2 separate regions of the Mus musculus genome follow, and region 2 is linked to region 1. The links are chromatin contacts, found by Hi-C or POLR2A ChIA-PET in ENCODE. All regions are on one chromosome and are shown on one strand. Each heading gives the region's core, a stretch centred on a gene start or an enhancer-like site at or near the end of the contact. The rest is flanking DNA. Distances are from core to core; before and after follow the strand shown.

The links. Hi-C counts contacts between places; a loop is a spot of excess contacts on that map. ChIA-PET counts read pairs that join two places held with the same protein, here RNA polymerase II (POLR2A).
Region 2: a map of heart shows a loop between it and region 1 (4-fold over the local background). The contact joins the promoter of Helz here to the enhancer-like site in region 1. A Hi-C loop is called at or near these places in 13 of 37 maps with a recorded cell type or tissue (CH12.LX, Patski, T-helper 17 cell and 7 more). POLR2A ChIA-PET finds 5 or more read pairs at or near these places in 5 of 5 experiments (Patski and embryonic stem cell).

What each region holds. Positions count from the first base shown.
Region 1 is chr11:107,509,705-107,512,404 of GRCm38, forward strand. No RefSeq gene overlaps it. Among named protein-coding and RNA genes, the nearest start is that of A830035A12Rik, 23 kb to the right of the region's middle. Within about 2 kb of position 1,372, at least 1 of the 3 ENCODE cell types and tissues checked has a DNase peak (open chromatin) inside an H3K27ac peak, as active enhancers do; it is heart, where a contact is called at or near this core.
Region 2 is chr11:107,546,679-107,549,378 of GRCm38, forward strand. It overlaps Helz (helicase with zinc finger domain), which reads left to right and starts at 1,255. Exons shown (of 33, transcript NM_001368755.1): 1 at 1,255-1,303; 2 at 2,668-2,700. It overlaps Gm39426 (a long non-coding RNA gene), which reads right to left and starts at 1,316. Exons shown (of 3, transcript XR_003949607.1): 1 at 1,243-1,316; 2 at 104-345.

The DNA.
Region 1 (2,700 bases), core at 122-2,621:
GGTATGAGTCCCACCAAGCTTCCTGTATCAGTGACCTCCTGTGAGTGAGCTGGATTAGGGGCTCTTTTGGGTGCAGTATGGGGGAGGGAACTACGGGAAGTAACCACCTGCTCCCTCTAGTGGAGCCTACTTCCTCTGCTTGATCAGGATGGAGCCAGCTGGGTCTGGGAAACTGCTCTAGGGCAAATTTACTGGCCCCAGGGATTGAGGCCAGGGGAGTTACTATGGGACATGTGTGTTTGCGAGCTTGACTATATGTGTGTGTGCCCGCCCAGTGAGAGAGAGAGAGAGAGAGAGAGAGAGAGAGAGAGAGAGAGAGAGAGAGAGAGCGCGCGCGAGCGCTCTGGAGCATAAAATATCTGAATTATATAGAGAGGAGCCTCTGGGGGAAGGGCAGCCCAGCCTTGGGCTGCAAATTCAGGATTGGGGGCAGGGTATACCAGGTGGGATTGAGGACTGCTGGGAGGACCTGGAGACCAGGTCGGCTTTGATATGTAAAGTATACACCTCAGTCCCTTGCCTGAAACCAAACAGTGAAGAGCATTGCATACTCTGCTCTTGCAGAGGAGACCCAATCAATGCCTCTGGCTTCCAGGGGTACCAGCACTCACGTGCACGTACCAGCACAAGCACACACATAAATAAAACCAAATAAATCTTAAAAAAATAAAAAGTTAAAAGTTATCCTTGGTTACATAGGGGAATTCGGAGCCAGCCTGGGCTACATGAGACACTACTTCACTCAGTCACTCAAGGCTCTAACTCTAAGGCAGTGGGGAGCCAGGATCCTCCCTGTCCTTCCCTGTTCCCCTTTTGCTGTTGTTCCACCTCAAAATGTCACAGCAGTAGGGCAACATTCTCCTTGTTGGTCAGAGATACCATCTCTTCACTCAGCTAACTCCCAAGTTCCCTTCTGAAGCGGTGGCTCTTTAGTGGTGGCCAATTCCGACCTTCCCTCCGTCAGCTTCAGACTTCCCTAGATCTCCTCCTTGAAGTGGCCAGAACACAATGCTTGCTCCGCCCCCGGGCTCAGGCTGGCCCTCCCAAGCCCCCGGGAGAGCTCACGAGGAAACCCACCCAGGCATGGGGAGTTTCTTGTGGCATTTATGTGAGAAAAGTGCCAAACTTTGAGAGACCTAAGCCTACAGAAATCCTGTAATTTTTCTCTCAGGCCAGTGAGCAGATTGCTGCGGAATCCAGACTCTGCTGTATCGCCCCGAGCTCATCCCTTTCTCAAGATGAGCTCAGTTTTTCCTCTAGAGGAGAAGCCAAAGGTTCCTGAAGGACTGCCTCTGTCTGTCGTCTATGTCATTATTTGCTGCAAGGCTGGTGTTAGGCACGTGGTCCCAGCGTGGCAAAGGAGCCAGCAGGGAGGCTTAAGCAACTCCGAGCAGAGCCCCGCCCAGGCCCTAGGGGGTTGAGACCCAGAGGTCCTTGTGACAAACGCATATCAAAGGCTTTCATCAGGTGAGGGGATGGAGGGCAGGGAGCAGAAGCCAGAGGCTGGCTCTTTGTGCTTTGAACTTTTCTTGGGAAAATAACATCTGCTACTGCGTTTCTTGCTAAACAGGCAAGGTGAGAGGGGAATCAAAGTAGCTTTGAGGAAACTCTGAGGCAGAGAGACACAGTGGGTGGACCTTCCAGAAGCTTCTCCGACCCACAGCCTGCAGGTTGAAACCAACAGATATTTCGGAATCACGTTCTTCATCGGTTTTTATTTCTCCCCCACGGCCCCCACCTTTCCCCAGGCAGGACCGATGCAGGGTGGGGTGATGTCTGCTATTACAGAAGGTGTTTATGGCGATCAGTGAACAGTCCCTGGCACTGGGGAAATTAAAAAATACAGACACAAGAGATGAGTTGGTTTTTTTTTTTTAAGTCCTGTTTTCCCAAATACTGATAATATTATACATTTCCTTCCATTCTTGATCAGTCTGTGCCTTTTAAAAAGTGGGAGGCAGCCGGGCATGGTGGCACCCGCCTTTAATCCCAGCACTCCAGAGGCAGAGGCAGGAGGATTTCTGAGTTCAAGTCCAGCCTGGTCTACAAAGTGAGTTCCAGGACAGCCAGGGCTATACAGAGAAACCCTGTCTCGAACTCCCCCCAAAAAAGAAAAGTGGTAGGGAAGCATAGTGGTGGAGTGCATGCGTAGCCTATACAAGACCCTGAATTCACAGTACTCTTCCCCCCCCCCAAAAAAAAAGGGAAAAATTTTAAAACATTGATTGATTGATGGATTGATTGTGTGTTTTCACCTCAGTGTGTGTGTGTAAGCCAGAGGACAGCATTTGGGAACCTGCTCTCTCCCTCAGTCATAAAGGTTCCAGGAACTAAGGTTTTTGACTTGGCTGCAAAGCCATCTCACAAGACCAAAAAAAGATTTATTTTATTTTAGCATGAGTGGTCTCGCGGCATGTACACCTGTGCACCAGCAGAGGGCACCAGATCCCAGTATAGATGGCTGTGAGCCACCATGTGATTGCTGGTTATCAATTTCTGGAAGAACAGACAGTGCTCTTTTTTTCTTTTCTTTTTTTTTCTTTTTTTTTTTTTTTTTTGGTTTTTCGAGACAGGGTTTCTCTGTGTAGCCCTGGCTGTCCTGCTGGAACTCACTTTGTAGACCAGGCTGACCTCGAACTCGGAAATCTGCCTGCTTCTGCCTCCCGAGTGCGAGTGCTGGGATTAAAGGCATGTGCCACC
Region 2 (2,700 bases), core at 5-2,504, 37 kb after region 1:
GAATGTATAGGGTGGGGGTGGGGAGTTAATGAACAGACCTACATTTCTGGCAGGACTAGGGCTGCAAGGAGCTGGTACTTCATGGAGCAAAAGGGGTGGTCACCTGAGCTAGGTGTTGCTCGCCTGAAGCAACGCGGGAGGGGCGGGGAAAGCGCTGGGCTTGTCTTGCAACCAGAAAGCAGATGCCCGCGGGATGCTCGCAAAGGTCTGTTGCCGGCGCACGGTCGCCTCCTACTTCCTGCGTCCTGGTCGCCTCCAAGCCACTCTGGACATCCCCCTCCTCTCTCTGCCCAGAGCCAGCGTGGCGCCCGCCCTCTACCTTGTCCCGCCGCCTGGGGTCGCCGCCTTGTGGGAACAGGACAGTTGAAACGCGGTAGGCACTACCCCCCAACCCACCCGGGGGACCCCCTCCCGGCCCAGGCGCGCATCCACGCCCCACCCGGACTCTGCAGCCGGGTTCTCTTGAGTTACCTGCATGGGGAAGTCACAGTCCACAATTTGGACTCTAACCCGGCTGAATTCTAAAGCCACATTCCTAGGGGAGGGGGTCCTCCGACCTAGAGGGTCGCAGATCACATTACCGGCCAAGAGGAGGGGACCGCGCGAGTAAACTGGGGTAAAAGTTGCATTTAGCTTAACCTTCCCAGATCCCAATTGCAGCTTTGCGGGCGGATTGACTCGGCGTTTCACCGAGTTCCTGGGATCCTAGGGCCCCAGAGTGGCTTCTTAGGATACCGACACTGTCCCCGCGCGCGAGTGCGACATGCCTGGCGGATGCCCCGGGGCGGGAAGCGCGAGCGGTAGCAAGGACCTGGAGCTGGGGGAACCGCTCGCAGGCGTGCGCATTCATGCGCTCATGCATCCCTGCATACATCTATGCATCCGCTAGCCGGCTCACACACCACCCGCGTCCGGGACACGCCGTGTTGATTGAATGCAGGAGTAGGGTATCTGGCTACTAGGGCAGGATCGCGGCGGGGCAGACAGCAGCTCGCGTAAGGAATGGGGGAGATAGGGACGGGGGTGGGGGGAAGAGAGAGCACCCCAAAGGCACAGTTGGAAAACTGGGTGTGTGAGTAGGGGTGTTCCTTGAGAAGTCTCGCAGGCGCTGAAGGGGGCCGGGCGGGCCTCTGGGGCCAACTTTCCGGAGGGAGGTGCAGCCGGAGGGGGCGGCGCCGGCGGCGGGAGGCGGGAGTCGGGGGCCGAGGGGGGGGGGGAGTCACTTTAAAGGCTCTTTCTTACCCATAATGCTTTGTGGGGACGTTGACAAGTGGATCCAAGATGGCGTAGAAAGTAATGACAGGTAAGTCCTGACTTCCCCGTTCTCCGCTGCCCGGGTCGCTTCAGGAGCCTCCAGAGCCATCCGGGGAGAGGCCCGGACTCTCCTCGGGTGCTCCGGGTCCGGGACAGCGCGGCCCCGGGGACAGCGGGGGATCCCGCCGGCCGCCGGCAGGGCCTGGGGAGCGGGGCTCTCTCAGAGGCGAGGCCCGGACGCTGGAGCTGTTTACTGTTTCTTCCCCTCCTCAATCTCCTTTTCCCTCCGCTGGGGGGCTGAGGTGCCAGGGACCCAGGCGGTGGCCCGAGGGTCCTTGCACACGCCCGAGGTTCGGGGGGACCCGGGAGCCCGCGCGAGGCTGCTCCGGCACGGGCCGACCCTGGGGTCCCCGCACGCCCCGCGCCCCAGGGTCGCGGCTTAGGGTGGGGAGCGGGCGGCCTCCCACGCCGCGCGCGGTGCAGCCCTCCGGGTTAGCATTTCCACCCAGGGTGGGGCGGCGACCCCAGGGCAGGGGACAGCACGAAAGTGGGTCAGGGGGCGCCCCTCCCCAGCAGAGGGCTCTGCTCAAGATTCACTGTGGTCCCCCTCTCCCCGCCCCCCTCCTGGGACATGCGTGGCCCGTGAGCACATCTACAAAAACAAATGCACAGTCTCTTCCTGGAGGTGTCTCCAAAGGCCCCTTTCTTTCCTTCTCTCTCTTTACCCTCAAGGGCTCGGACACATAGTCCTAAGTAGGAACTGTGATTTCTCTCCCCAAAATGAGTTGAGTCTTCTGCCCCCTGGCCTTTGCTGAGGGTCCTCACAGACAGGGCTGGAAGCCAGAGCCTTCAGATTCCTTTTGGGTTGGGAACCTTGTTTTTTTTTTTTTTTTTTTTTTTTTTTGTTGAGCTCCGAAATTGGCATCCTTTCTCCCTTGCAAAGTTACACTTTTTAGACAAGCCATTAGGATAATCAGAAGTGTAACTTCAGAGATAGTGGATGCCGGGAGCAGCCGGGGGAAGAGGGAGACGTTATCTGGCCTAGTTTGTTCTTGATTTTGCTCTCTTCACTCATATGAATAGCTTTTTTCCCCCCCTCCTTGATTTTTTTCTCCCTTCTTTTATTTTTGAAAGTAAGACTAATCAGTGTAGAATAGATGAGTTTATTATGTTTAAGGTTGAAGACTATTTTCTAATCTGTTGCTGAAAGAAAATATTTTCAATTTTAGGTAAAAGAAGCAAATTTTTTTCCCCTCCAAAGCTTCATCCTGTATCTTTTTTTTTTTTTTTTTTAAATAACTTTTTCCACTTGAAGTGTATCCATATTCTTTTACTAAAGGACTATAAAATGCTTGTAACTGGTAACAGCTCCAACTGGTGTTGCATACCATCTTCTTTTTCTGTTTGCTCCAGGAACTGGATGAAGTAATTGATCACTAATGAACT